2 separate regions of the Homo sapiens genome follow, and region 1 is linked to region 2. A link is a loop called in an ENCODE intact Hi-C map of the cell type or tissue named here. Cell type or tissue: ascending aorta. All regions are shown on one strand. Each heading gives the region's core, and the rest is flanking DNA. Links, peaks and the distances in the headings are about the cores only. Region 1 overlaps KALRN (kalirin RhoGEF kinase). Region 2 holds the start of LOC105374077 (a long non-coding RNA gene).

Evidence for each region. Hi-C counts contacts between places; a loop is a spot of excess contacts. Peaks named below come from ENCODE experiments on the same cell type or tissue, not always from the same donor. Only the 100,000 strongest peaks of a DNase experiment are listed, where the experiment ranks them.
Region 1: a loop joins it to region 2, with 1.9 times the contacts of the local background. A loop is called at or near these places in 2 of 110 quality-filtered maps.

Annotation. Positions count from the first base shown.
Region 1 is chr3:124,237,869-124,253,442 of GRCh38, forward strand. The region is part of intron 3 of KALRN (kalirin RhoGEF kinase); the gene reads left to right. Among named protein-coding and RNA genes, the nearest start is that of MIR5002, 110 kb to the left of the region's middle. RefSeq lists an enhancer at 9,969-11,168. In ascending aorta, for the core only: a CTCF peak has its summit at 9,323 (motif pointing left); DNase peaks (open chromatin) are centred at 10,683 and 10,803; H3K27ac peaks cover 4,000 bases.
Region 2 is chr3:124,162,513-124,178,086 of GRCh38, forward strand. The region is part of intron 1 of KALRN (kalirin RhoGEF kinase); the gene reads left to right. It overlaps LOC105374077 (a long non-coding RNA gene), which reads left to right and starts at 4,496. Exons shown (of 2, transcript XR_924424.4): 1 at 4,496-6,002; 2 at 8,921-9,200. In ascending aorta, for the core only: no CTCF peak of the experiment used is centred there; a DNase peak (open chromatin) is centred at 5,979; H3K27ac peaks cover 2,748 bases.

The DNA.
Region 1 (15,574 bases), core at 7,441-11,440, 79 kb after region 2:
GAGATGAACCAGCCAGCAGAAGACAAACAAATAAGGATAAGTGAGTGGTGAATGAGGATCCTAGAATTTAAGGAACCAGCAAACTTAATGGCCATTTGGGGGACCATTTTAGAATAGATGATTAAACAGATAGTGTTGATAATTTAGAAATGAATAGGAAGAAATAGTCCCACTCTCCTCTCTGTAGGCCAGGCCATATCTGGACCACTGCATTCAACTCTGTAACATTCATCTGGCCAGCTTCATTTTAAGAACTACATAGATCAGTTAGAGTGCTGTCAAGGAAGCAGCACATTAAGGCACCCACAATCCATGTCTCCACAGTTGAAGGAATGAGGGATGTTTGCTGGCAGGCATGAAGATGAAGAAAAAAAAACAACAAAAAACGCAATTCCTGACTTCAGGAGAGCTGCCCCAGAAATGAGGGAACAGGCATGGCCTCTGTTGCATTAACGGGTGGACGTTAGAATCAGGAGAAAGAACCTGCCCACATGGAAGCTGTCTAGCAACACTGCTGCTGCCTCTGGAGAAAGTGAACTTCCTGTCACTGGAGACCAGATGACCCTCTGTTAGGGATGCTGTAGAAAAAGTTCCTCTACTGGGTTGAAGGTGGGCTTAGATAACTTCTAAGAATCTTTCCTGCCCCGAATTCTAGGTTTCTGTGATATTGGAAAAAACAATGCATCATAAAATCCAGGGCCTCAGAACAGAGTATTACCACCCCCACCAATATGCATCTAAGTGCTCTCTTCTCAGACTTCCTAAGTAAGTTAAGGTCTGGGATTTCACTTAAGATTTTGTCTATACCTTAAATCCTAAGAGAACTTCTTTTTAGTCCCCTTCGACTCCAGGTGGAAATTTTGGGGCATTACCCAGGACCAAGGATCCTGTTGGGGTGTAACAGCTTGGATCAGTCCTGACTTATTCGTTCAGCGTCCATCTTGGCCTGAGATGAGTCCCGTCATTTTAACTTCTCTGTCTTGCTCCTGATGAGTTTGGGCATCTATCTCCTAGGTCACTCAGGTTTTCCATCATCTTATTCTGAGGAGTCATAGGTAACAGGGTGGGAAGAAACCTTAAACGTCTTCTAATTCAACTTTTCAATAACTCCATCCACTCAGTTCAACAAATATTTACTGAGTGTCTACTATGAGACAAGTTCTGGATAGGAATCTTGGTGAGGCCTCATGTTATCTTTACTGTCATCCACCTACACTTATCTAACATTTTTTTGTCCTGGTCTGCTGTCTGCTTACAGTTACTTGTACGTGAAAGGAGTGGAAAGAAAATACTCAGATGTGATCAGCTGATGAATGTCCCTAGAAATTGAAAGACAGGATAGAAAATCCAGCCTGAGAGTAAACAACTGTCCAGGCCTAGCCCACAGTGTGGATAATCTACCCACTGTGATTATTGGGAGTTGACGAAATGCTTGAAATAGGAATTTCTAAGCACTACATCTAGTAAGGAAATCCTGGGTTACTTTTATTGCATTGAATTCCTCTTCATCATCACTGTTAGCCTGCTTTGTCACGACCTTCTTTCTGTGACTCCTAAGGGCACCAGTTGATGTATCTGACACTTAATCTGCTCTTAGCAGTTCCACTGAGATACTGAGTGTTCTGCCAAGGAATGTGGTTATCATATTGGTGAGGAAAGATAACAAGAAATTAGGATGAGTTATTCTGTAATGTCAATCAAATCAAGGTGCCTTTACTTGTGGCCTATTATTTGATAACATTTGCTCTTGTTCTACGGATTTCAGCAAAACATAAGTTGGGCTTATGGCCTGCACTGTCTTTGTGCAGCATTACCAGAAAATAGGTGTAAGCAGAGAGAACCAGGAAGACAGCTGAAAGAAGAGGGGTAAAAACTGCAAGGGTTTCCTGCCTCTATTTTCTGCGTGAGAGAGCCTGAGCTATCCAAACTACTGCCATGAAACATGTTCTGTTGTAAGGGCCTGTTGAGATGTGTTGTTGATACCTTACTCTTTGCTCTGGGATCATCAATAAAAGGAGGATGTGGGGAGGAAGGGGAGGGATCAGGTGATGGAAAGGCCAGATAATAGGACCAATGAGAACATTTAGGTCACATTGTTTACATTTCCCTAAAACATACCTTTTAAAGATCATTGTTGATTTCTTTATCCATTTTGAATTTAAACCCTATGTATAAATAGCTTATAATTTCTATGTATAAACAAGATACTTTTTACACACATTTCCAGCAATACCAGTTAGGTGTCCCTATTGTTGGCTATATGTAACCCCAGCCCTGAAGAGCAAATAGCATTCTACCATGCTGCTAGGAAACATAAAGCCACAGTAGTAACTGCAATCGTTAGTAATCACCTTCCTTAGAGTCATATCAGCTTTTGCAGCAAAGGATGAAGAGGCATCTTAGTCTAGATGGAAGATGCTGAGCTTCGGATCCCAGCTCTACCTTTCTGCAGCTGGGAAACATATGGCCCCTCAACCTGGGTAATTTGGGAAGACTTTAACCAAGACACAGTTTATAAGGCTGTGGGCAGAGAACAGAGAAACCAGCAAGGTTTGGATCCCTCAGGCATTGCAGGCCTGGAAACAGCACGGAGGGGAAACATTACCACTTCTAAGAGAGAGGAGAGCTTTGTGAGAGGCTGCCTGACAGGAACTGTGGCCTTCAGTGGAAGATGCCACCAACACATGGTGACTCCATGACAGGGAGCAGGGGAATTGGTACCTTGACCCCACTCTCTTCCCATTCTCTCATCTCCTGTCATCATTGACTGAATGTACCGAGAAGCCAGATGACAGGGGAGCCCATTGATGTAGTCCATGTAGGTCAACTCCCCAGGGCACTGGGTAGTGGAGAGAAGATACAGAATGGATTCAAGGTGCAAATGGAAGATATTTGGCACAGAGGGAGACTTTGGGCATGCTAGTCACCATTTCTAAGTTTAATATTCTAATTTTTATTTTGGGAAAATAATGTCTATCTCATAAGGGTATTGTGAGGAATTATCTAGCAGGCTCTCTCTAGCACCCAGGTGCTCGTAATTGTTAGTCTTTCCCCTAAAGGAGGTCAGTAATAGTAATAATGATAATAATAGCAACAAAAAATATATATGAACATACATAGATAGCAATATTTGCTACATATGAGGGACTAGATGCAGTGTATGTAAAGGTTATGAAGCACAATAATAAAGCGAGCACTTGAGAGCCTACCCTCCAATTTGACAAGCAGAACATCACCTCTATCCTCAATGCTACCTAGGGCTCCTCCCCATTCTGACTCTCCTACTTCCCCCAAAAATAACACTGTCCTGGGTTTTATGTTTATCCTTCTTTTGCTTTTTGGGAGGTATAGTTCAGCACATATTTTCATAAACAATATATGATTTACTTTTCTTGTTTTTGAGCTTTATAAGAATGGTATTGTACATTGTGTAGTTTTCTGTGACTAGCATTTCTGAACTATTGTGATGTGCAACAACATGGATGAATCTTTAAACATAATTTAGAGTGAAAAAGAAGCTAAGGTTTTGACTCTGAGAACTCCAAACCAAATTATTAATAGATTAATGCAGTGCTAAAGTGTCTCTTGAGAAGTTTCTCTTAGCTAACTGAAATAAGGAAAATTAATAATGATTACTTTTCTCCATACTTTAGAATAAATATCATAATTTGTGTCAATATCAAACAAAAAGTAAAATTCTTTTCAATTTATTAATTATTGGTATTAAGTAAGATAAAGTATATCAAGTCCTTACATAGTGCCAGGTACACAGTAGATTCCATAAACATTTGGTTGCGTCTCCTTCTATGGTCTGGGGAAGTCTAGCATGTGCATAATTGTGGGGTAGCACCCTGAGTTAAGTGATGAAATAGAGGGTTGAACCCAGTGCTCTGGCCTTCCAGCATGTGGAACATACAGCCTCGCTGTTGACTGGGAGTGGGGAGACTTCAAAAGAGACGTGAGCAGCATTTAGAAGCCCCAAGATAATTTTGCTAAAAGCACGAAGGGGTAGGAATGGGCCAGTCAGAGGGAAGGGCTCAAAGGAACACTGGGGGTGGGCAAAGGAGATGAAGGGGTGTCAGGTTAAGTTCCAGAAACTCAAGATGTAGAAACACATAGTCTTTTGGGAGAATGGCAGAGGATAGGGCAGAGAGGCATGTAGAATTCTGTGGGTCTAGTTCAAGAAGTTAGTTACTAATAGGCAATAAAAAAGCCATTGAAGAGCTTTTCAGCAGGAGAATGACAATTAAAATTGCCTTTTAGAAGATTCACTCTGGCAACTGAGTGGAAGATGAAATGGAAGAGAAGGCTAGGCAATGGGGAAACAGTTCCAATAATGTGGCTTAAAGACAGTAAAAGTAACAACTAGCATTTATTAATCAATTCTAGGCACTGTTATAAGTATTTTACATGCATTAACTTAATTCTCAACAACACTTTGAGAGGGGAATTATCATTATTTCCCTTTTACATATCAGGAAACTGAGACGTAGAGAGATGAAGTACTTGCCTACTGGCACACAGTCAGTATGATCTGGAGCCAGATGGTCTAGCACCAGAGCCTAAGCTTTTATCCAGTGAAGAGATGAGGAGGCCAAAGTGAAGGAAGTGGCAGTGGTGGCAGAGTGAGAGGACTGATTTGGGGAGAGTAAGAAGGTGAACTCTGAAGGATGGGCTAAGACTGGATTTGGAACAGAGGGACAATGGAAGAGGGCGGTAGGGAAGGGCACCAACACAGAGATCTAACAATGGTGGGCAGGGACCACTACGCTTCAGACTTCCTTTCCTGAAGCTTCTCTTTGGAACCTAAGTGTGAAGGTTGCTGCAGGTGAGAAATACAGGTGGTAATTACCTCAGTTTTGGGCTTCTGCTGGCCAAGGCAACCATGGTGGCTGTGGATATGCAGGACAACAGGGGTGGTGAGGGTGGTGGTGGTGTTGGGGTCCTTCACAGTTCCTCCCCCAGGTGTTTGTGTTCAGTTTTAGATGCATTAACTCTCATTTATGCTCATCTGTGGGTGATAGTCAACCATGATTTAGTTACCAAATTATACCAAGAGATGTAGGGAGAAAACAAAAGCACTTAAGACCATAGAAACTATTTAAAGAGATTAATGAAAGACTATCAGTAGCAGGGACCCCGAGCTTAATGCCTACATTGGTGGGGTAGTCTCTATCGTATTCTAGCGATGATCATCTTGTTCATTTTCCTTGAGTCCGAGATGTTTCCTTCACCCACCTGCCTGTCTGTTTCTATATTGGCATTGCTGTAGTGTCAGAAGTACAATTCTGGAATTAGTGCTCAGTTAATGCACATTTTGAGGCTCCTTCATTTCCATGGCCATGCCACCATTGTAGGACTTGGCAGGTCTGTGGGGCCTGCACAGTCCATGTGGGGCTAAGGGACTACAGGGGCTCATGGAAACGCTGTGAACAGGGACAGGTTGTAGGGAGTGGGGAAGAGCTGGCTATCATGCTTCAAATGCGGAGAGACACATTTGTGATTCCCTGGAGAACAATAACTGGAGCAATCAGAGGCGGAAACCACTTGGTCATGAAGTAACTATGAGAAGCAGCCCTGGTTATTCCAGGAACCAGTAAGTGCCTGTAGCGATAAATCAAGGACCCACCCAGCACTGGACAAAAGAATTCCTAATAAGTGAGGGTAGTGAGTCTCCTTCACATGCATATTCCATGTATACTCTCAGAAGGGGCTTTGGGCATCAGCATTGACTTGGTGGGAGTGGAACAATAGCAGAGAAAGAATGGGCTGCAGGGAAAAATGCTGACACCTGGAAATTATGTAGGGTATTCCAGTCCAGGAAGAATGAACCCCAGAATCCTCCCCTCTGGGAGGTGAAATGCGCATGCTTGCTAAAAATTTTCTTACCTATAAAATAGGCATAAAGATATTACCAAACACAATGGTAGTGAGGATTCTGTGAGATAACACATGTAAAATGCCTAGCCCATTATTTAGCTCACAGAAGGGGCTGACAACAACTGGCAGTTTCTTTCCCTTCCCTTGCTTGAAAGTAGGGACCTTCTTTTGTCACTTGTCCTTTATTGTCCCTAGCACTGCTTTTTCAAAGTTAGGGTTAGGGTTATGCTTAAGTTTAGGATTAGAGCTAGTAGTGATAGCAGTTACAGCCATAGGTCAGTAACACTTCACTTCTAATACGTAATGAATGAATATATGTGCCTAACAGTGTGACAAAGTTTTGGCCTATATTTTTAAATTAGAAAGATATTTCTTTTACTGGAGAAAGTAAGTGCAGAAAAAATATTTTAAGAGTTTTTTAAAGCTCTTGTAACTGCACCACCTAGAGATAATAACAATATATTAACATATTTCCTTCCTATCTTTTTTTAGAGGTTTGTTTTTTTGAGACGGAGTTTCACTCTTGTCACCCAGGCTGGAGTGCAATGGCGTGATCTTGGCTCACTGCAACCTCCGCCTCCTTGGTTCAAGCGATCCTCTTGCCTCAGCCTCACAAGTAGCTGGGATGACAAGTGCCCACCACACGTCCAGCTAATTTTTGTATTTTTAGTAGAGATGGGGTTTCACTATGTTGGGCAGGCTGGTCTGGAACTCCTGACCTCAAGTGATCCACACACCTCAGCCTCCCAAAGTGCTAGGATTACAGGCGTGAGCGACCGCGCCTGGCCTAGAGCTTTTTAAAAACAGAAATGGACTGTATTGTTTCTTCAGTTTTGCTGCTTGCTTTATTCCAGTTAGCATTATACTATAGGAATATTTTCATAACATTAAAAACTTTTCATGTGTAATAGTGTGTCTTGGGATGCATCATATTTAATTAACCATATCACTGGGCATCTAAGTCGTTTCCAGAAGTTCAGTGTTGTAAGTAACCCTCAGTAAAAATCTTTTTATGTAAACCTTTGTCTGTATCTTAAGTGGTTTCTTCGAGATAAATCTGTAGCAATCATGGGCTTTTTTTAGTTGTTACATATATAATTTTTTTTTGCTTTTTAAAAATTGATACATAATGTACATATTTATAGGGTGCATATGATATTTTGATAGATGTATACAATGTGCAGTGGTCAAATCAGAGGCATTGAGATTTCCATCATCTCAGAAATTTATCATTTTTTTTGTTGGAAACATTCCAAATCTTCTCTTATAGCTATTTTGAAATATATTATAAATTATTGTTAACTAGAGTCACTCTACTGTGCTATCAAACACTAGATCTTATTCCTTCTATGTAACTGTATTTTGTACCTATTAATCACCCTCTTTGTTCCTTCTCCCTTCTCTTCCCAGCGTCTGGTAATCATCATTGTATTTACTACCTGTGTGAGTTGTTTTTTTCTAGCTCCCACATATGAGTGAGAACACACAATATTTGCCTTTCTGTACCTGGCTTATTTCACTGAACATAATGTCCTTCAGTTCCATCCATGTTGCTGCAAATGATAAGATTTCATTCTTTTTATGGCTGAAGAGTACTCCGTTGTGTATTTATATCACATTTTCTTTATCCATTCATCTGTTGATGGACAGTAAGGTTGATTCCATGTCTTGGCTATTGTGAATAGTGCTGCAGTAAACATGGGAGTGCAGGTATCTTTTTGATACACAGATTTCCTTTCTTTTGGCTACATACCCAGCAGTGGGATTGCTGGATCATACGGTAATTTTATATTTATTTTTTTGAGAAACCTCTGTACTGTTTTCTGTAGTTGCTGTACTAACTTACATTCCCACCAACAGTGTATGAGTGTTTCCCTTTTTCTGCATCCACCTCAGCATCTGTTATTTTCTGTTTTTTTTTGTCATTGTTGTTGTTTTTTGTTTTTTTTTAGTAGCCATTCTAAATGAGGTGAGATGATATCTTATATGGTTTTGAGTTGCATTTCACTGATGATTAGTGATGTTGAGTATGTTTTTCATGTACCTGTTGGCCATTTTGTATATCTTCTTTTGAGAAATGTCTATTCGGATCTTTTGCCCATGTTTTAATCAGATTACTTATTTTATGAACCTTTTTTTAAAGCTGGTGGGACAACTCACCAAATTTATTTCCAAATTTATCAATTTATACTCCCAGTATGACTTGCAATGTTTGTCTTTCTGTGCCTGGCTTATTTCACTTAACATAATGTCCTTCAGTTCCATCCATGGTCATGCAAATGACAAGATCTCATTCTTTTTATTGGCTGACTAGTACTCCATTATGATTTCCTTTCTTTTGGCCATATACCTAGACATGGGATCGCTGGATCATATGGTAGTTTTATTTTTACTTTTTGAGAAACCTCCGTACTGTTTTCCAATGAGATTTCCTATTCTTTGCATTTCCCTAAATTTATTTGCTCACCATTGCCCAGGCACCATTGTGCAAACATTCTTATCACCATCATCAATGACCCTAACTTAGGGCCATATATTGTGTACCTAAACCTTATCCTGACTTTGGAAAGACTAAAGGGATTGGTCACAGGGCCTGCTCTGCAGGGCCTCCCAGGCAAGGATTCCTTTTACTTTCCTAAACTAATATGGCCCCTTAACAGGGAGCGCACATTAAAGTTAGGATCTGATATGAAATCTAAAAAGGGCTTGCTTGTTTTTTTTTGCCCTTGGTGATTCTTTAGTTTTGCCTCTGGATGTGTTTCAGCTCCTTGGCTGGTTGTGTAGTCAGTTCTGGCATGGCTTAAAGTGGTTAACCTCTTTTGTGTTTATCAGAACTGGTGTCCTTATCTGCCTTTTATGGAGAAAGGCCTTTCTGGGCAGCAATGTTGAATGAGCCTGGAAAGCCTAGATGTGGTCATTTAATTTCTCTTTTAGGCTACTGTTGTCTATGGCTCACCAAGAGCAGGCTGATTAGGAAGCTGAAGTGTCTGGTGTCACCTTGATTAGGTCAACTTCAATGTCAGGTGAAATAAGATCCAATGCATTCAGGTGTTTCTGGAGTTTGTGGTAGGTAATCAGGATGAGTTAAATTTAGCTGGGATTCATTTGGCTGGAATATTGAAAATAAGAGAGTTCCCTGAATATAGATGCTGGAGAGACAGCCTAGCATCTGGGGAAAAGGATGTGTTTTTCAGTTATGGGGATCCAGATTTGGGGCTGTTTCTCTTTCCCCCATTACATATCATTTTCACTGTGTTTTCTATTTCTCTCTTTACTTATCATTGGTTAAGTCTGATTATGTGCCCTTCACTGATGTTTGGGGTTGAGTATGTTTTCAGGCATATATTTGATACGGACACTCTATGTTACGACACTTCAGTTTTGTAGAGACTGCCTTTATTGTACACTCTTCTGGCAGTTTAGGTGTGCTGCCACCAAGTGGTAGAGTACCTGAGCTCAGTTGCCCAAGAAGACATAGATGGGTTTTGTCAGAGGCTCCAATGGTTCTATTCTGGTTCTCTCCTCATTAAATCTGGGATTTTCCAAGCTTTACTGTTTAAAATTTTATTGAAACACTGAAATTTAAGCAACCAATAAGCAAGGATTACTCTTCTTCAACTACAAGTGAGTTTGATACAATCTTTCTCAAAGAACTGTAGTAAATGATAGATAAAATAATGTTTGTGAAAATGTTTCACCTGCTATGTTGAAACTGGGAATTTTATAATAATGCTATTTTGGGGATATAAATAGTGTGGTGTTTCTATAATAATTCTTTTTAAAATAAAATCAAATTTAAAAAAACTAAAACACTAACAAAAAACATTCCTGTTGGTTTTGCCTTCATCTTTGGTAGATCTGAAGTTGCAGTGCCCCAAGCGAACTTATCTCTTGGAGCTCCCACTGTCCCCCTGACCTTTTTCATCAGCCACAAACATTGAAGATAAAACATTGAAGATAATTTGTCTTTTCAGACCTTCCTTTCCAGACAATATTTTCTTTCTCTCAACATGGAAGATGAGTACAAGAAAAACAAAACTATCTAGGGTTTCTGTTGCAGAGAATTTAGCTTGGGTGTAGGCACTCATCAGTTGCAGAAGATTTCTGTACCAGTTTGCCTCTGTCACTTGTATTGAAAAAAAAAAGTCTCCCCCTCGCCTTCTCCACCCCATCTCATGTTTTCTTAGATTGCTTTAGAAAAAAAGATTTATTCAGAATTTTGTTCTCAAAAGTCCAGCATTACCTAAACAAAACAAGTGATTTGAACAGCATTTAAAGATTTTTGAATCTGGAAAACTCATATAATGGGGGTGAGTCCCATCCCTTCTATGAGATCTGAGTGTCCTGAGAGAAACCACACAACTTTCTCTCTGATAGGTGGTGAACCTCTTGCAGGTTGGAATGGTTGGTTTTGTTTCTTGCCCCTGAGGGTGTGGAGCACCACCTTGCAAACTGGCTGAATTCAATTAGACTGGAGGCTCCCCAAGGAAAAAGGAGAGGGCTTCACCCCCCCCATACTCCTTAGGGCCAATGCCGGGATCTCTATTTCAGACATGAAGTACCTGAGGCCAGACTGAGGTTTCCTTCAGGAGGTTCTCTTTCCTCTGTCCGGGGCTGTGACCACAGGGGGTTACCCAGGCCAGAGGTGGGTGGACTGGCACTGTGGCAGAGTGGGGCAGAGCCTTCTGCCAGGGGACGGAGCATGGATGTACCTGCGAGGGAACTAGCAGTGGACTCAGTCTCACCAAGGAGCTATATTCTTGTTTCTAAATTAAGCAAGTATGACAGCCAGCCCCATTTCTCCTGGAACTTAGATGGGAGCACTTTGTCAGCCATGGTGACTCAGCAAGGATGAATGTTTTTCGGATAATTTACTGACGTAATTCAAGCATGTGTCCTGATGGCCCTGGCCCCTCTTTCCTTTTCTCTCAGAGCCTCCTTCCTCTCTGCATTTCCCATTTGTTCTAGGTCAAGTGAGGACCAGCCTTGGTTTTGAGAGCTACTAAAAAACTCTAAAATCAGTACATTTTTCTCCCTTGCATCTCCCAGACTGTTCTGTCCGGAGCTGGAATTTTATCTGTTTCCATCGCTAGTAATGCATGTGCCAGGTTTTGGCCTGGTGCCTGAGACAAGGTCTGAACCTTGTCCTGTGATGCACTCCACCCTGGTTCCCTACACAGGAAGAGAATGTCCTGGATCTCCAGACCATAAGCTGTTTTCCTTTGCAGGAAATTCAGGCTTCACCCTCATTGGCTGAAGAGAAACTCCCTGTTTTGAACTTGGAGGAAAGCAAGACCATTCCTCACCCTCTTGCAGCTCTGACTATGAAGGAGTGCTGCATTGGGAAGATTGCACATTGGTTCAGATTTAATTCTGTGGATACACAGGACACTTGTTTAGTTCTTACATACACACAAACTCAGAGGGAATGGTCAAATGATCTCTTGGCTGAATTTGCAGATTAATGGGGTGGGGAATGGGGGAGGGACCCAGTTCTTGCCTTCAGGAGGTTTGTGGTCTGGTTAAGGTTTCAGAATCCACAGGAGAAGACAAAAACTGAAAGCTTCCAAGGCAGCAGCCACACAAGCATGTCAGTTAAATGGACGTAATCAGACATAATTTACTGGTGGTAAAAATCTGACCTGGATTGTAAAGGAAATAGATGAATTGGAATTCTGGAGCTTAAAGGCAGGAAGAAGCTGTAGAGGTCTGCCAGGCCAACTCTTTCTTTTAAAAAGAGTAGAATGCTGTCTAAAGGGGTCCAGTCATGGGCTCAGGGTCCTCCAGCTGGCTAGGGTACCAGTCCTGAGCTTGCTGCAATCATACATACACTGCCCCCTAACATAGACCCTGCCTGTGGGACAGCAGGGTGCCTAGAGCAGCATGCACAGGATAAGGGCCTCTATGAAGTCATATGTGGAGGGATTCTTCCACCCTATATGTGAGCTTCCTGAGCTTCTGAGCTAGTTATGCATGGGGGCAGCCTAGTTTATTCTGATTTGGAGCAAAGACCTGGAGCCCTTGGTCCTCCCTGTTCCATTTCAAGATCCAAACATGCAAGCCTTCACCTCCCACAGGGCTCCCCGACTCCAGCTCTTTGACCTCCCTTGTAATTCCCAGGTTCCCACTAGTGTCTGAGCCATCACAAGGTTTTTCCTCCATGTAAACCATGGGGATCTCATCAGTCCCCTCTGCCAGGGCAACCCTGGCTGTGTGTCAGAGGGAAGGCAGGCTAGCTAGAGGGTAACAGCCGCCTGCCCTGCAGGAAATAGAGCTCCTGCACTGGTTGGTAAAACCCAGTGGGCATGGCCTGGGGGGGGTGGCTTTGTGTGGCGTGTTGCATTGTGTGTTGGTGGGGATGGTTGTGCATGTGTCTGCGTGCTGCAGGCAAAGAGCACTGGGCTTTCAAGAATGTGACTGCTACTTAAGGAGAAAGAGGAGGAGGGAAGGAGAGGAGGTGTGTGCAAGCCACAGCAAGGACTGTTTCCTGGAGGAAACATGTGGTTTATTAATGAGGATTCCACCTGGCCTGCCAGGAAACCAGAGCCCAGCTGGAGAGTGTGTGGGGGTTCCTGTGAGAGGGCAGGGAGAGGTGGGGGTGTGACAAGAGAATGAGGAGTGGTGATGGCATGGTAGTAGGCCAAGCCTGGGAGAGTTGCTGCTCTGTCTCCTGGACAGGTCGGGTGCAGCACCTGAGTGGGAGGCAGCCCATGGCTGCACTGTTGCCATTTCTCTTGAGTCCCCTCAGCTCTCTTCTCTTACTCCACGTTTTAGAAAGGCTCCTTGTGTCTTACAGTGGGGTGGCTGAGGCACTGTGCTTAGACAGGTCACAGTCTTTGTCACAGATATATGTGCTATGATCATAATGATATTTTTTAAAGTTAAAAGATGAATTGTTTTTCATATAGCCTGACTAAGGGGAGTGGGGAGCGGGAAAGAAGGAGAGGGTAGAGAAGGCCAGAAGAGAGTACCTTGGGGGTTGTCTGAGGAGGGCTGCGGAAAATGGGAGGGCTATGTGGGTTTTGGTTTCCAGTTCTTTCTTTCCCTGTAGTGCTTTGGTTTCCATTTCATTTCTGCTGCATGTTCTGAATGGCCCAGAAGGAAGGGATGAACAGCTCTGTGAGGGAGGGTGGGAAATAGGGCAGGAAGCTGCTGTCCTGAAATGGATGTCAGTTTCCATCCCACTCCCATCTGAACCCACCCCTTTGCCACCTTCTCTCCCTAGCCAGCTAGACCAGACTCTAGGAGCAATGGTTCTTGTGCTTTCACAGTTTTCATGTCTTCTCTTGGCTAAGAGTAGCTCCTTCCAAACAAATGCTGTGCTCCCAAGCCACTCTGATTCAGAAAGTGGGTCTCTTCCTTTGGTGAACAGGAGTTGTGTTTCAGAGCCTGTAAGGCTGTAAAATGACCTTACTGATTGACAAACCCATCAGGGTTTATGCAGCTGCCTCATGCTGGTCCCTCCAAGGTGTACATCCTTTGGAAGACTGCGTGCATTTGCCTGATCCTGCTGTCACCCCCGCCATTCCCGGAGCTCTCTTTGGGAGCTCCCTTCAGCTGTGGGATGCTCTTTTGACTGTTTGCGGCGTGGCATGGCAAGTCTTTGCTTTTTTTTTTTTTTTCTTTTTTTCTTTTTTTTTGAGACAGGGTCTGGCTCTGTTGCCCAGACTGGAGTGCAGTAGTGCAATTTGGCTTACTGCCACCTCCACCTTCTGGGCTCAAGCTATCCTCCCACCTCAGCCTCCCTAGTAGCTGGGACTACAGGCATGCGCCACCTTGCCCAGCTACTTTTGGTATTTTTTTGTAGAGACGTGGTTCCAACATCTTGCCCAGGCTGGTCTCGAACCCCTGAGCTCAAGCAAGTCGCCTGTTGCAGCCTTCCAAAGTGCTGGGATTACAGGCGTGAGCCACTGTCTTTGTTCTTTTTGAGAGGACTTGATTTGTAGAATATTTTGTTTAAAGGCAGCATTGAAGACAAGTTGGGATTTGGATGCAGAGATCCCGCTGAGTGATTTTAGGCCTCTGGACCTGTCACTTTATGGCTATACCTGGGAATGTTGGGTGTGACCCTGGGACCTGAGTCTGTGCTATTGAATACTTTACCACACTCTGCCTGGAAGAGAAAAAGAGAAACCACCACATCCCTGTTCCAGGTGTTTGCAATGAGAGGTCTTTTTGTTTTTGTTTTGTTTTGTTTTTTAATAGTATTATTTGTGTAGAATTAGGTAGCAGACTTTAAAAAGGTGGAAACTATCAACCTTCCTCATTTGGTCTGCAGTTAGGGTTTCCCTGGGACTCTGATGGGCAAGAGTTGGGTTTGCTTCTGGCACACTTGAGGGTGAGGAACTGACAAGGAGTAGTTCCTAGACCTAGAAATAGGCAAACAAATCTCTACAACTTTGCCTTCAGTGGTACTTAACCATGGCTGCACATTAGAATCACCAGGGGGAACTTTTAAAAATGATCGAGTCCAACCCCAGACCAATTAGTCAGAATCTCCTCACTTTATAGACCTGGAATAAGGCAGTTGACAGTTAGATGCCTGGTCCAAACGGCTAAGATATCCAGCCGACTGTGTGACCTAAAGCAAGTCACTTCCCGCCTCTGAAACTTGCTACCCTCAGTTCTAACAGGAGGAGCTAGCAAGAAGAAGCATGAATGTTTCCTCAAGATCAAGTGTTCTACGCATCTATGAGGCAAGATAGCATGGCAGTTTTATGCACAGATACTGAGTCAAACCACTTTATAGAGGAGGACTTGAAACTTAGATTTAGGATAAGATACTACCTTTGCACCACCCCACTGCCCCCACTAGCCCTGGCATCACAAATCAGATGTGCAGAGGCAAAAGATGTGTTGTTAAATGGGTAGAAAAGACACTAACTCTTTGGAATAATAACCTGGGTAAGAGGCCAGAGGGTGACTTCCAGTACAAACAACAACAAAAACCTCTGGATGAATTAACGTAGATTCTGAGGAGGTCTTTTGGCAGCTGGATTACAGCTTGACAGAAAGACAGCTGGTGGAGAACAGTCACCCATGACCCAGCGGAGAGAGCGCATGAGCAGCACAGGGAGCCCCACCACCTCTCTCCTGCCTTCTGGATACCCAGCCATCCAGGAGGCCTCCCCATTTTAAAGGACCAGTTTGAGAACTGTCTGTGGGAGCAAACATTCATTCAAAACCCATTCCTAGAGAGCGGCTCATTCTCTGTAAGACACTGTCTCATCCAATATTCTCTTTACTACTTCTGATTATACCAATTAGAGAACTTAAAGCAGGTGATAATGTGTCTTTAACACTTTTCTTTAACACCTGCTGATCTCTGGTGTTTCAGAAAGTGGGTGTGGCTTGGGGCAATCAGCAGAAGTACAGAGGCAGTTAGAATAGCCCTGAGGAGCAGAAAGCAGCTTAACATAGATCAAGTAATGGGCAAAAGTTTGAACAAAGTCTAGATCCCACAGCCAGAGACTCTCCACATGTCTGAATGGCTTGAGAATTCTGGCACAAATGGGTCAGGAGAATTGTTTTCTCTACAGAACTCCAGGAACCTTTCTTTCTCCTCAAATTTGGAAGAACTCAGTTTATGTAATGATTTAGGGTAGACATGGGTGCAGCACAGTTCTGGGAGAAAGTGTGAAGTGGATACTTACTTGGGGCTACTTTTTCTTCCTCCCTTTTCTGGTTTCTGTCT
Region 2 (15,574 bases), core at 4,245-8,244:
CCATAATGTATTTAAATCACAAATCCCTGCTCTGAGGCAAAGTCAAAACACCTGGTCTTAGTCCTGAGGTGAGGCCCTCAGAGCTGGAATAGTGCTTTGCCCTGTACAGGGGCCATTATCCGATTTATATACAATGCAGAAGATTGTCTAGAACCTAGAGAAGCACTAACTACAGTCTTATCCTTTTCCTCCTTAGCAAAATGGAAGCTCCTCCTTGCACAGTGCAGCCCCTTCCTCACTGTAGGTTATTCCAAGTGAGAAGAGTAAACATGACTTCTAAATGCCATCTAACGATATATGCATATCTAAAGGAGACAAGGATGACTGAATGCATCTTCATGTGTAGGAAGTGAAGTGTCTGTTGACATTAAGTACTTCTTCATGAGTGAGAGGAGGCCCATGATGGAGATGACACCAGTACCTCCTTCTAGCACTCTGAATTCCCAATGTTTACTACTGCTGTCTCTGAAACTGCAGCATCCTCACCAGGACCACACAGGGAACAAAGGCAAGACACCTGAAATCCCTTTAGCCATATTCACAACACTTACTTCATAGATAAGATGATGTTTGAAATATGAGAAGGATTTTTTTTTTAAAAGAGCACTCTATTCTCTTGGTATCCTAGTATGAGTGCCTGAAAGTGCACATTGGCTAGAAGGTTTCATGTGAGCATCAGCCCCAGGGTCCAGAAGACACTCTTGGCAAGCCTGGAGAGTGAGTATGTTGAACAGGCAATGGAAGCATCCATGAAAGGCAGGCAACTGCGCACGACTTTCCAACAGATGGCTGGTCAGTTGCACAGAGGGAAGGAGCCATGGATTCCATGATAATGACACTTGTGCCAGCTTTTGTGTTTCCAGAAGTTTTGAAGATATAAGGGAACCACCACATGTAGAGTATGTGAAGTCTTACAGAGACGAGGTCCTAAGGTATTTATTTTGACAAATCACGTTGCAAGTAATGTGAAAGCAGTTTGAAGAAAAAATGTCCCCATCTAATGCTGCATTATGGCATGCATTTCTTTAGCCTAAATCTGTCAGTGACATGAAAATACATGTTTTGCTGGACACATAATAGGTTGAACACATAATAGGTTCTAACATGGATCTGCATAAAGAAGAAAGAAGAAAGGCTATAAAGGTAGAAGAATAAATGTATAAATATTACAACAGGACACTGAGCTGAGTGGCTCTTTACCATAGACCTTGCTCATAGTTCTCACTACAGGCTTGCTCTGAGCCAACTTCCAAGTTCTCTCCTTCTCCTTCCAAACTTCCCTGTATGTCATCTTGCTCCTGGGCCACCTGACTGATGTTTAATGCCTGGATATTTGCTTTCACCTCTGCATGACCAAGCCTTGGCCAAGTCACTGTTGACTCAGTTGCAACATCTGTCCCCTGCTGAGGGCTGTTGTAGCTTTCATAGCTCACAGTCCAGCTTGAATCTAACCTTTTCTGTGGTCATTCAGAGTAGCAAGAAGCATTGTGTTTTGGATTTACTGCAGAACTCACACACTTAACTGTACACAGTCAGTTTTTATAGCTATCACTGCATCCAGATTGGACAGTGACCTTGGCTGAGACATCCTTTACCTCTGTTTCAGATTAATTTAGGCGGCATATAAAATCTCTGTGCACTGCCAGGGGAAAGTAAAGACTTCATGAAGAAATGGAGAAGAGCCGAATAGTTGACCATTGTTGCTGTATAAATCTTGGATCCAGGGCTAAAAGGTGGCAGTATAAATGCAGATGGTGCTGCTGCCATATTTTCCTGGCACACCTTTAAGCAGCACATTTCAAGCCTTCAGGGTTGGAATGGCATTTCCAAATATAGACTCAAAAAATCCTCAGATGTTTGATTCTAGAATAGAGCTGGGAATTCTGTCCTGCAAATGCCTTCTGCAGCATGGGAGCAAACCCACTCTTCTGTGTCTGTTGCTTCAAACTCTCTATTTTCTGGAAACTGGAGAAAGATGTGGGTCTACATTTTGAAATATATGCCTTGAACAAGAATTATGCACCTATAGAAAACTTGTCATACATTGAATAAACTCTCAGTTTACAGAAATCTATGGAAATATCAAAATAAAACATCAGAAGGAGCAGTAACTATAGAGGTTATTAACTAAGGGGATAACCTGAAAAATAAAGTTATATTTGCTAAAAACTGTATTTGATTAGTTTGGACTTCTTTTTTCCTATCCCTTTCCTGTTTTATATTTATATTTTATTTCTTCTAAAATTAAGTGATCTTTCACTATCTAATTAATATTGTAGAAAATGTCCAAGTCTAGACATTAGGACGGCTTTTGTTATTTAAGTCACATGCAAGAAGCAGCATGGTTTTGTGGAGAGAGCTCTACCTTTGGAGTCCAGCTCTACCTTCGGTGCTAACCCCAGGCATCTTTGTCCCGATCATAGTACCCCTCTGGGCCTCTCCTTATATTTGTAAAATGAGGGGGGCTCTCTGCAGTATCCTTCTGGCTATAAAATCTATCAGCTCTCATTGCTGAAGGTTTCTTCTGTTCAGAGTTTCTAGGTTTCTCGTAAACTGAGGAGCCAGAGGTCAGGAGGAATGGAAACTTGTTATTCCTTTTGTAACATTGTTCAGAGTTTTAAATGAAAACACAAGTAATTAATTTGTCATCACTGCTTGAACATATTATACTTTACTGAATTATAAAATATAATCTTTAGAAAAACAAATTTGTTATGAGAAATAAATGTTGCTGCTTGTCTAAAATTTTTTAGGGCCCTTCAAATTATTGCCTACAGTACCACTTATTAGCCCTGGCTGTGCATTAGCATCTCTTAGAAAGCTTTTCAATATGCCAGTGTCTGCCCTCCCACCCTCAGATGTTTTTATCTAATTTGTCTGTTGTGGGGCCTGGGTACCAATATTTTTAAGAGACAAGATTGAGAACAAATTACGTTCAATTACCAAGGCTGATGTATGCATGGTTCCCATGCATGGCTTGTACCTATCCACCTCCATAGCAACCACATGTGGTCCCCTCCAACATGTCGTCATGTTTCACACATGTCATTTCACACTGCTCCTTCTTTGCGTCTTCTGTTGTAGCCTGGAATGCCATGCCCTAAGAGGCTTAGACTTTCTCGAGCCCCTCCCTACAGTATAGATTTCTTTATTAGCATAGCTCCTGTACTTTGTAATGGCCTGCCTTGCACTCATTCTTCCTGTATTGTAAATATTTTATCCACCATTGTATATATTTATATTCATACATTGGATCATGTCTCTTGGGCTTAATGCCCACCCCTTCCAAGTGCTTTCGCACTGTACCTACCTCGGCCTGTAAGGCCTCACATGATCTCTTTCTCATGTGCTCTCCCTGAACCATGGCCTCTTTCTCAAACCTCTCTTCCTACCACTTCCTGCTTGTTCACTTCACTTCAGCCTTACAAGCCTCCTGACCCTCAAACATACCATGCTTGTCCTCATCTCAGGGCCTTTGCACAAGTGGCTCCTCTGCCTGGGGTGTCTTCTTCCCCCGCTCATCCTCCCATCTGCCTGCTCCCCAGCATTCAGGCCCTCCCTCAAATGCCATCTCCTCAAAGTGGCCTTTCTTAACCACCCTAGCTAGAGTAGCCTGTCCCCCACTCTACCATCCCAGCGTCACACCCCATCCCACTACTTCTATGTTCTTTGTGGGACTTGTATTATCTCAAGTAATATTGTTGTTTTGTACACATGATTTTTGTAAGCCTCCCATTACTGGAATGTAAGTTTTATGAAGATAGCGACTTTGTTTAGTGGGGGCTTAACAAATATTGAACAGATGAAGGTTGTCTCCCCTATGAGATAGTGCAGTGCCTAGTGTAGTGACTGGAAAGATGGTGTTCATTAAGTGCTTCATGAGTGATGTTTCATAGATGTTTCTCCTTCAGAAGCAGGACCACCAGATAGCTCAAATAATACTCATAAAAATTATTTTTTTCACATTTTCTTAATTTCCAGCTTTAAAAAGCAGAGAAAGTAAATATGTTTTTTCTTTTTATAAGAAAATTATATTATGTCTCTCCCTAACTTAAAAATCTTTATTTCCAGGACCCACACCTATGGGGACTCCCTCTCTCCAGGAGTCCGTTCAGCATATAACAAAGGGAAAGGGATTCCTCTGGAAATCAGTTTTGCCTAGAAGCCCCAAATTTAAACTGACACCGCTGCTCTGAGCCAATGTGAGAGGAAACAGATGTTTTTTTGAACATCTAAATTTGGAGGGCCCGGCGTGGTGGCTCATACCTGTAATCCCAGCACTTTGGGAGGCTGAGGCAGGTGGGTCACTGGAGGCCAGGAGTTTGAGACCAGCCTAGCCAACATGGTAAAACCCCGTCTCTACTTAAAAGAAAAAATACAAAATTAGCCAGTCCTGGTGGTATGTGCCTGTAATCCCAGCTACTTGTGAGACTGAGACAGGAGAATCATTTGAATCTGGGAGGCAGAGGTTGCAGTGAGCCACGATCACACCACTGCACTCCAGCCTGGGCAACAGAGCAAGACTCCATCTCAAAATAATAATAATAATGATATTATAATAATAAATTTGGGGACTTTCCAAATAGGTGACTGGACAGGTAAAGATGGAGTGGGGGTGGACCAAGAGTAAACCCTGTGTCCTTGCAGGGCTCTGCCTGAGCGACTGGGCCCAGGGCTCCCTTAGATCCCTGCACTTTACTGCTGACCTGTGGCTCCTATGAAATTGGCTCCTGTTAAGCAGGAGACTCTGGTTGCTAGTCATGGTGGTGACAGTTCTAATTCCTTCTCCCTAGCTTCGCTCTTACCCTGGGATACCTAGAGGTAGAGAATAATTCAGAAAGTTGTCAGAAACACTGGGAGCAATGTTTACTTGTATGGAAGAGCACTGGACTCCCTAGAGAACACAGGATCTGTAAGGTATGACCCGAGGAGAAAGATACAGCAAACCTGTTTTCCCATCTGTGAAATAAAGGGGTTGAGCTAGATGGTTTTTAGTGGCTTCTCTGTTTCTAATCTGCTCAGTCTGTAAGAGTTTGTAAGCATTTTGTTATTGAAGTGATCAACATTCAAACTGTAGGCAAAAGGTGTTTTTATCACGTAATTCTTTCAGCACAGATAACAGGTATTCTCTGTATAAAATTGCATGACTCTCTTTGTGGACACTATCAAATTGAGGTAGTAAATTACCATTGCAGCAAAGTCTGGTTGGGATGCCATAGAGTGTGTTCTCCCATAGAGTAGCCAATAGTCACATGTAGCTGTTAACATTAAAATTAGTTAAAATAAAATTAAAAATTCAATTTCTCAGTCATATTAGCTACATTTCAAGTGATCAAAATGCACACATCTTCTCTTTCCAGTACAGTTCTCAATTGGACAGAGCAGATATGTGCATTTCCATCATCACAGGAAGTTCTACTGCACAGCACTGGTTTGGAGTGCACCCCTGCCCTCAGATGAGAGTTGTATAGTTAGGGAGCTGCTAAGGACCCACCCATCTCTAAGGCTGAGTGATTCTGTGACTTTGTGTTGGGAAGATCATATTCCTGCTCTTTCTTTGCTGAAAAGGTTTTTGGTTTCCAAAAGTACTGAGGTTGGTGGAGAGGTACAAAACAACTGCAGGGAGTTCCTGTCTGCCTGAGGAGATCATCATTCACCTCAAGAATTACAGTGAGAATAAGAGAAGATGAAATGATACTGAAAAGCCGTTTAAAAAGTTGAAGAGTTATGCGTATAAAGCAAGATGATTGTTAAGTGAATGCATTAGATATAAAGGCCACTTGCTCCTGGACCCTCCTTGACTTCCATCCCTCTAAGCCAATCAAAATGAAGTTGGAAGTGATGGGGTTTGGTTGCCATTGGCAACTGATTGTCTACTTTGTCCAAGCTCTGGCAACCTGGGTTAGATAAACTATGAGAAAGTTCTCATAGAGCAAGCAATATTGGCTTCTGCTGGTTTGAGTCATGTTTACCTTGGCTTTAAGGGAGTCCCCAGAATGCTGGTGAGAGTCATTGGGAGGGCCTGGATCAGTGGCTCAGCCAAGTTAAACTAGGGGAATCTCCCTGGGGAGAGGCTCAGTGATACCACTTTCTTTCCCAAATGAAGCTCATAGAAGAGGTGACTCTACCCTCTCTGCTTATCTCTTGGTCAACTTTCCGTCTGCTTCCTCTCATGTCTTTGCATCATAGTTTTAACTCCTGTTAAATTATGTTAAATATTGTAGAAAAGGCACCAAATGTGGTAACTACAGCCACATGCCTCAGGTTTGGATTAGATCTCAATCGGCCTCTCAAGGAAGAGGACACTGGGAGTGATTTGGAAGGCATCTCCATGTGTCTTCATTGTCAACACTACCTCCAAGCACATGGCACTATTCTGGGAGCTATAGGAACCAGTGACAAAGGCACATGATTAGACAAACACCCAAACACAGGCAAGTATATTTAGAGTATATACTAAGAGAGCACAACTCTAAGTGTTGACTCTTGAGTGGAAAGACATGGGATTTGAGTCACAGGACCTTGATCTAAATCCTGTTTATTGACTGTGTTATCTGGGGCTCTGTGAGCCTCTGTTCACTCATGTAAACTGGAAATAATAATGCCTTACCTTCAGGGATGTTCTAGGAATGAATGATGAACACATAGTGGTGGAAGGCTTTGCACATTGAGGCACATAAATGATTTCCTTTCCCTTTCTGAGGGGTCAGTGCTGTGATTTGGAGGGGAATGGTGGAGTGACTATGGAGAGTCCATGCTTAAAGAATGGAAACCACTGCATTTTACTAAGCTTGTTGGCTCTCTGTGGTTTGATAATAGGGTAGGGATGGGGTGGATTTGGCTTACTGGGTCAGGGAGGATCTCCCTACAGGGTAAGGGCTCACAGGAATGGAACTGCCTATCTCTCTTTAATCCTGAGCCAGTGGTTGATGTTTTGGTAGCTTTGGCTTCTCTTCAGCTGTGGGCTCTAGCTGCATAGGGCTTGATACTTGTGGGTAATTTGCAACTACTGGTGCAGTGGAATCCCGGGGATTGACAGAGGGGCAGTGTGTGTAGTTTAGGGGGAGGGAAGGAGGATCCCCTGTCTCCCTGGCGCCTCATGTCCAGTGAAATGTTGTGCCAATCAATGGCATTGATTGGTCTCTGATGGAGATGTAGTTCTATTAGTTCAATTTCCTGTTTCACTATAGAATGTGACTGTATGTGTTTGTGAGAGAGACACAGGGAAGGAGTTATTATCAACAGTGGGCAATAGGGGAGTAGTCAGGGGAAGAGAGAGGGGACAGTTCTCTCTGGGACTCTCAGTTGTCCTGAACGTGGGAGTAGTGACTTGCTGGAGTAGAACTATGGAAATTAGGGTAACAGGGTATTTTTCCACGAAGGAAACTAGAGAAGGAAGTAAGATCAGTCCGAGTGTAGGATCAGTGTTCTGAATACAAGAGGCAGATGCCCATTGTTGGATATGAGAATCTAAGGTGGAGAAGAGGGCTGGCTTGGTTGAAACTCAACCAAGAGCATTTCAGAGTTCTTTCCTCAGAAAATACCGTGGTAAAGCTTTAGTTAGCTATAGATGTACTTGGGACGTGTGGTAAAAAAAGAAAAACAAATAAGACGGGGACCCAGTCCATCACTCTGATTCCTTACAACCACATCAAGGCTTCAAGATGTGGCTTTACCCCAAGGAACCTTTAGCGCCTTCCTGGCATCTCACAAACTTTTCTCTGAAGGAATCTCTCTTCTCTGAGTGTGATGAAGGGTGTTGAACCATTGGGAAGGAACTTTACAACATCCACTGTGTGCCAGGTATAGTACTGGTCACTTTATGTCATCTTAGTTTTCATAACAACTGCATGATCTATGCATGCAAAATCCCAGTTTTACTTATTAAGAAACTGAGGCTCAGAGATGTGAAGTGTCTTATCCAGCGTCACATGGCTGGTGAATAAGTGGCAGTATTGGGATTAGAACCCCAGACCTGAATTTAGATCATTTAGAGCCCCTAAATGTCAGGTTAAGGAGTTTGGAATTCTTTTAAAAGGCAACAGAGAGTTGTTGGCTGTGACCAACAGGTTGATATATGAGAGAAGACGTTTTCCTCTTGAGTACACACAGAGAAGTTGTAGATCAATAAAAGCAAGCTCTAAACCTCTCTCACATTTATGGGCCCTTGGGCTTGATTCTTCTTTATGCAATCAAGACTTCTTAGTGCTGTCTGGCTCCAGACTTGGGGTTTTTTGAAGCCTGCAGAGTCTCAGGGCACAAACAACATGAGCTGCTTGCCTAAGACATACTTTATAAACTCCTTCCACTTCCACATTCTTTTTTTTTTTTTTTTTTTTTTTTTTTTTTTTTTTTTTTGAGACATGGTCTCGCTTTGTCACCCAGGCTGGAGTGTCGTTCAAAAGATTCTCATGCCTCAGCCTCCCAAGTAGCTGGGATTATAAGTGTGTGCCACCATGCCCAGCTAATTTCTTGTATTTTTTTAGTAGAGACAGGGTTTCATTATGTTAGCCAGGCTGGTCTTGAACTCCTGGCCTCAAGTGATCTGCCTGCCTTGACCTCACAAAGTGTTGGGATTACAGGCATGAGCAACCTCACCTGGCCCATTTCTACATTCTTTATGCTACCCCTGTTCTCAGAAGTGATGGAGTAATGCTATGTAAGGATTTGGGAAATTAGGCTCCAAGGTTTAGTGGATTGAAACAACTATTTGCTTACTGGCTTAGCTACTTGGGTTGGCATCAGCTGGGCAGTTTTTCTGCTGGTCTTACCTGGAGTCACTCATGTAGCTGCAGTCATTTGGCAGCTTGACTGGGGCTGGATGGTCTAAGATGGCTTTACTGACAAGTCTGGCAATTGGTGCTGGTTGTCAGCTGAATAACTCTCTCTGTTCATCTTTTTGTGATATCTTATCCACTAGAAGACCAGACTGAGTTTCTTTACGTGATGGCAGAAGTGTTGAAAGAGAACGAGAGCGGAAGCTGCAACACCTCTTGAAGTTGAGGCCTAGAAGTCACACAGCATCTCTTCTGCTCTACTGGATTGGTCAAAGCAAGTCATGGGCTAGTTCAGACTGAGGGGGTAGCAAAATAGACCCTACCTCTTGGTGGGAAAAAAGGCAGTCACATTGTAAAGGAGTGGGCACATAAGGATAGAAGGACTTGATTTGGCTATCTTATAAACAACCTACCACAGAAGGACTTCTGTTTTTCTGATCCTCCCTTAAGTTTGAACTACATGTTCCCTGAGGAATTCCTGCCTGTGGAGATCAAATTAGAATTTGGATTCTCAGCAGGTGGTTTAATAACTGCAAGCAGTTGCCTTCAGAGTCCCTGAATAAAATCATCCTCCTGGGGTCCTGGGAAAGGCTTTGATGGGTATCTTAAGCTCTCTCTCCGCAGATCTTGAACTACTTCCATAGGTTATTGGATATTTGGTGAGAAAGGCATCTTGGAGGAATGGAAATGCAGGGGTTTGGGAGGTGGACAGACCTGGATTCAGCCAGTTCAGTCTTAGTTCTGACTGGCTACATGGCTTTGGGTAGGTTACTTGACTTCTTTGAATCTTATTTTCCTTATCCATAAAATAAGTGTATTCATTTTGCATGATTGAGTTGAGGAGTCATTCATTCAACAATGGGTGATAATAACTAAAATCAATTCCAAGAGTAGCATGAGCTCAAGGCCTCTCATTCAGACTCCTGAATCAGCCCATCTCACCCCTACCCCATTCCCCTTCGCCTTACCTTGGCTTGCTGGCCAAATAGGCCGTGAGTTCCTAAGGTCTTCCTGTCTTACTCTGTCATGATTGTTGTGAGCAGGGCTTATCCCAGTAGGATAAATGTACAAGGAGGAAGAGGGAGAGAGTTTAAGAAAACCAGCCAGAAAGTCTGCTCCAGATAACAAGAAATTCTGCCAAAGTACTGGATGGAATAGCCAGAAATGATGCACAGAGAATCTAGTCACTGTTTAGGACATGGGTGTAAGATTTGGATACACAAGGCCAGGCCCTGAGCCTTCTAGCTCTGAAGTCTTGGGCAAGGCTTTGAACCTACTAAGCCTAGCTTTTCTTATCTGTACCCTAGCAATCAGAATTTTGTATTGCAAGTTCGTTGAGAATAGGAGAAGAAAATTTGCCAGGGGCGCCCCTGGAACATAGAGAGTTCCTGGGCCTGTGTAGGTGCACAGTAAAGGGTGGCTTTGTGATTATTCTCAACCCTCTCAATGCTGTGCTCCCTGTGTGTTGTGGCTCTGCTGTCCACAGGAAGTAATGGGGTAAGACCATTCCAGGCTTTTAATGACCCATCTCCTGGGACTCAATGGCTGTATTTTTTAAAAGTTGTGCTTTATGTAGATTTTTATAAATTGGGTCCTATTTCCTCATTGACCAATCTGACTATTAATCTCAGTGAAAGAGTTCATTGGAAAACAGATATAATAGGAATGAACAGAGCTGCTGCAATCAGCCTGCATCATCATTCTAGCCAGGAAATTAGGCTTCAGGAGATTAAATAATAACTGGCCTAAGGTCACACAACTAGTTAGTGAAAGAGCCAAGGAACCAGAATGTCTGGTTCAGATTGGTGATTGGGGGGTGGGGATGGTGGGAAGAAAAATTCACAGCAAGTAGACTAGAAGGAAGTAAATTAAAAATATGGTTAATATATGGAGAATGGGGTGGAATTGAGACATTAGGTCATTTTCTTTTCTATGCTGATTTTTCAAAATTTGATGAACATGTATTGCTTTTATAATGGTTAAAATAAGTTTGATAAAGAAAAAATAAAAAGAGAAAGCTTGGGAGAACAGAGCCTATGTAGTGGCCTATGGCTAGATTATGGACCTGGGTGTTCCAGACTGGATGTAGTGAACAAAGGACAGACAGAATTGGGAATAAACACTAACTCTTTCTTAGGCCTTGCAGAAGTGATGCTGAGGTTAATCTGAAGTTACTTGGGAGATAGAGGAGAGGGGAATGTAGAGAGTCAACAAATCATTGTATTGAAGTTTCCTCTACTTTGTTTGTCTTTTGCCTTGGCCTGCTGGCCTAGTGATAATTGGGAGAAGGGGGAGTGAGAGGAAAGGGACCAAGGTTTCCTGTGCTTTTTTTAATTATTATTTTTGAGACAGAGTCTCGCTCTGTCACCAGGCTGGGGTGCAATGGCGTGATCTTGGCTCACTGCAACCTCTGACTCCCTGGTTCAAGCGATTCTTCTGCCTCAGCCTCCCGAGTAGCTGGGATTACAGGCATGTGCCACCACGCCTGGTTAATTTTTGTATTTTTAGTAGAGATGGGGTTTCACCATGTTGGCCGGGATGGTCTCGAGCTCCTGACCTCGTGATCCGCCCACCTCGGCCTCCCTAACTGCTGGGATTACAGGCATGAGCCACCGTCCCTGTGCTTTTGAATGGCCATGTGTCAGGGCTACCTAGAAAGATCAGGGCAAGGCCTCAGAAATCCCCATCAGGATAGACTGGGATGAGATTCACTCCAGGAGCTTTGGAAGAAAATATATAAAACTTGTTATTGTTACCATGACATACAAAATGCCCCACTATTTATCATTATCAAAAAATTCCTGGTACTTCCATGGGCTTTCTGCAGCAGAGAGGTGGGTACTTTTAAAAGTATAGCATTTGGGCCAGGCATGGTAGCTCATGCCTGTAATCCCAGCACTTTGGGAGGCTGAGGTGGATGGATCACTTGAGGTTGGGAGTTTAAGACCAGCCTGGTCAACATGGCAAAATCCCATCTCTATTAAAAATACAAAAAATGCCTGGCCCTGGTGGTGTGTGCCTGTAGTCCAAGCTACTTGGGAGGCTGAGGCAGGAGAATCTCTTGAACCCGGGAGGCAGAGGTTGCAGTGAGCCAAGATCATGTCACTGCACTCCAGCCTGGGCGACAGAGCAAGACTCTGTCTTAAAAAAAGGAAAAAAAGTATAGCATTTTATACACAAGGCTCACTAGCTTGTCAGTTGCTGCCAATCTGCCCTCAGGTTTGGGCCTTTCTACTAGAAACTCCCAAGCCAAGCTCCCTTCTTCGAGCACCTGGGCCACTCCTCCATCCCCAGGATGTTAGGCCATTTGGCAAGGTGCCCAGAAGTCCTTAATCGCATCTGTCTCCCAGGAGGAGGGCATAAGTGCAGGATTCCCCTCAGGCCCCCATGCATGTGGCCTGGAGCTGAGCCTCTGCCAACTCCTCTCCCCCTACAGAGCAGGACTGTCCAGGCCCCTTGTCAATGGAGCATATCCAGAGAAGGAGAGCTTTCCCAGAGGAAGGAAAGCTGTGTCTGTCAGAGCTCTTTCTCTCTTGATTTCAGCTCTTATAATCCTTGGCAGGAGAAGATGTTTGAGGATAGCTCGGTTTCCGTAAGCTAGTCACCATCTTCAGAATTGAGAAAACAGTAGCAGAATTTAAGTCCTAGTGGGGCTTTCTTTAATGCCTGGTCAGTCCATGTGAGGACTTTGTGTTGTCCTTCCAAAGGGGCAGCTGGCAGGACCAGTGTCCCATATCCCTGGGCCAGCTTGACTTCTATTGTCATAAAAAATTAATGTGGAGGATGAGGTGATTTGTAGGGCCCTGCAGCTGGCAGGCACAGCCCAGCCCACGTGTGCATCCAGGAGAGGCTTTGGTTCTGTACTTGCCACGTGCCCTGTGTTATGTATGGTGAGGCACATGGAATATCAACAGACCAAGTTCTCTGCACTCAAGATGCGGAAGGAATATTAGGAATGGGAGACGCATGCCTGGAGGTACCAGGCACCTAGCGCTGTGTGCACTGCCTAGGGCCCAGGCCTGCTCTCCAGGATGCGGAGATGCGCGCTGCCGAGGGTCCAGGCCTGCTCTCCAGGATGCGGAGATGTGCGCTGCGAAGTGTCCAGGCCTACTCTCCAGGATGCGGAGATGCGCGCTGCCGAGGGTCCAGGCCTGCTCTCCAGGATGCGGAGGTGCGTGCTGCCGAGTGTCCAGGCCTGATCTCCAGGATGGGGAAATGTGTACAGCCAAGTGTCCAGGCCTGTTCTCCAGGATGCGGAGATGTGCGCTGCCGAGGGTCCAGGCCTGCTCTCCAGGATGTGGAGGTGCGCGCTGCCGAGTGTCCAGGCCTGATCTCCAGGATGGGGAAATGTGTACAGCCAAGTGTCCAGGTCTGTTCTCCAGGATGTGGAGATGTGCGCTGCCCAGGGTCCAGGCCTGCTCTCCAGGATGTGGAAGTGTGTACAGCCAAGTGTCCAGGCCTGTTCTCCAGGCCCAGCACAGACGTGGTTGCCTTGCTCAAATCTTTTAGATTTCAGCCTCTATTCTCTAGCTGTCCTCTCTTTTAGATTTCAGCCTCTATTCTCTAGCTGTCCTCTCTGAGACTCTATGTGAATATCTTCTTTAACATGTCTAAAATTAAACTCAGCCTCTCCTTCAAGATACATTGCCCCTCTTTCTCAAGACCTAAAATTTTGAGTTTTTTCATGATTTTCTCTCTTCTGGGGCTCTTTCATCTTAGGTTTTAGACCCAGTAGCCCCCCTTTATAACCTCTTGTCTGCATCTCTTCCTTTCCACCCATCCCTGCCTTTTTACCTTTTGTGTAGGTGCCTGCAAAGCCCCCTGACCAGCCTCTCTGGTCTGGCATTACTCTTTTTTAGCTTCCCCAGATCAATCTTCCTAAAACAGCAAGTCTTTTCAGTTGTTTTTTACCTCCTAGAACAGTGACTTGGCCTGGATTATGTTAGGATCACCTGGAGAAGATGGAACGGGATGACTGGAGTTCCCAGGGAACCCACCCTGAGGAAGCCCCGCAGTAGTAGTTGTTGAAGTGATCATTTTCAGGCTCAGTAATATCCACGCAGATTACCCACATGGTGATACGTTTTTGGTGTCTTGTAAAATCCTGGATTGGCTTCTCTCTGCCACCCAACTGTGGCCATGGTCTCAGTCCTCACCGTTGACTGGTGTGTACTCAGGGATTTTGACACTTTGGGATATCAATTGGAACCAAATACTGTGAAGAGGATAAAGCAGCTGCTCGTGCCAAAAGTCAGGGTATGCACTGTCAAGCCGAAGTTGGCTGACCCAAACTGTGGAGGGAGACAAGCAGGAGAAGCTAGGAGTCCCGGCTCCAACTCAAGCTTAACCATCAACTGTATCACCTTGTGTTTAAGTCATTTTTCCAGTCTGATCTCAGTTTCTTTTGATGCAAAGCAAGGTTCAGTTAGGTGCTCTGCTTGTCTGGTTTGTTCATAGCACTGCTATCTCCTGTTTTCAAGGAAATTTGGGAGATGTATTTTCTAACTGTAGATTAGTTCTCTCCTTGCTTCATGTTAAATAGGCATCCTTAGGTCTTGGCTAAAAGGAATTACAGACTGTTGGTGTTGGGAGGGAACTTGGAGATTACCTCTTACCTGATGGGTATCCACACTATTCGCAATGCAAAGGAGACAGCAGATTGATTTCCTGTCAGACTCCCAGGGCAGAGAGGCCCATTGGGTCCCAAGGGCTCAAAGCACTTAGCAAGGATCACCTGACCTTTCCTGAGAAGAGGCACACTAAGAAGACTAAGAGAGAGAGGGCAGTCTATCTCTTCTTAGAGGTGGACAGGATGCCTGGTGGGCATCACTGCCTGGGGCAAGTATGGTAATGGGGTTTCTTTATTCTCTGTCCCTTCCTTTTCACAGGGCCTGGGAGTCTGAGGACTCAGCTCTGTGCAGGATGGAGAACTCTGCGTGTGTTGTCTCTAAGAACAGGCCTGCCATTTCTCAAACACTCCGGGCAAGACTATTGCTTGGCAAGTGTGGACTCAGGCAAAGCCCTCTGTTGCATTTTAAACACAATAAATATCCAGGGTAACCTGGCATTACTCCTTTTTAGCTCCCCAAATCAATCTTCCTAAAACAGCAAGTCTTTTCAGTTGTTTTTTACCTCCTAGAACAGTGACTTAGCCTGGATTATATTAGGATCACCTGGAGAAGATGGACCAGGATGACTGGAGTTCCCAGGGAACCCACCCTGAGGAAGCCCTGCAGTAGTAGTTGGTGAAGTGATCATTTTTCAGGCTCAGTAATATCCATGCAGATTACCCACATGGTGATACATTTTTGGTGTCTTGTAAAATCCTGGACTGGCTATAGTCTAGTAAAAGCATCAAGAATGGCAGCTAATTTGGAGGAATATTAGGGAGTTGGGGGGTCCCAAATGAGTCAGAAGCTTTGGTAGGGGTCATAAGGAGTCATTGACAAGATGATTGTGATGTGCTGGGGAGGGATGGTTCCTACCATGCTAAAGATCGCTGTATTTTAGTGGCCAGTAGCCCAGAAGTTTCTTTTTATCCTCTGCAGTTTTCCCAGTTTCCTAAGCCCCATCTCTTGGAAATCAGCCCCAATCTAATCCATGGATCTCTGGGTAATAGGTGGACTTTACCATAGCTACTTGGTCCATGCAAGTGTTTTAGAAAGTGTGATCTGGACAACTTGCATCAGTGCCACCTGGGCTGCTCTTTCAAAGGGCAGAAACCCGGGTTCTACCTGGATTTATAGGTCCAAGCAGTGGCACCCAAATGCCTACCTGAGATAAAAGATGAACACATG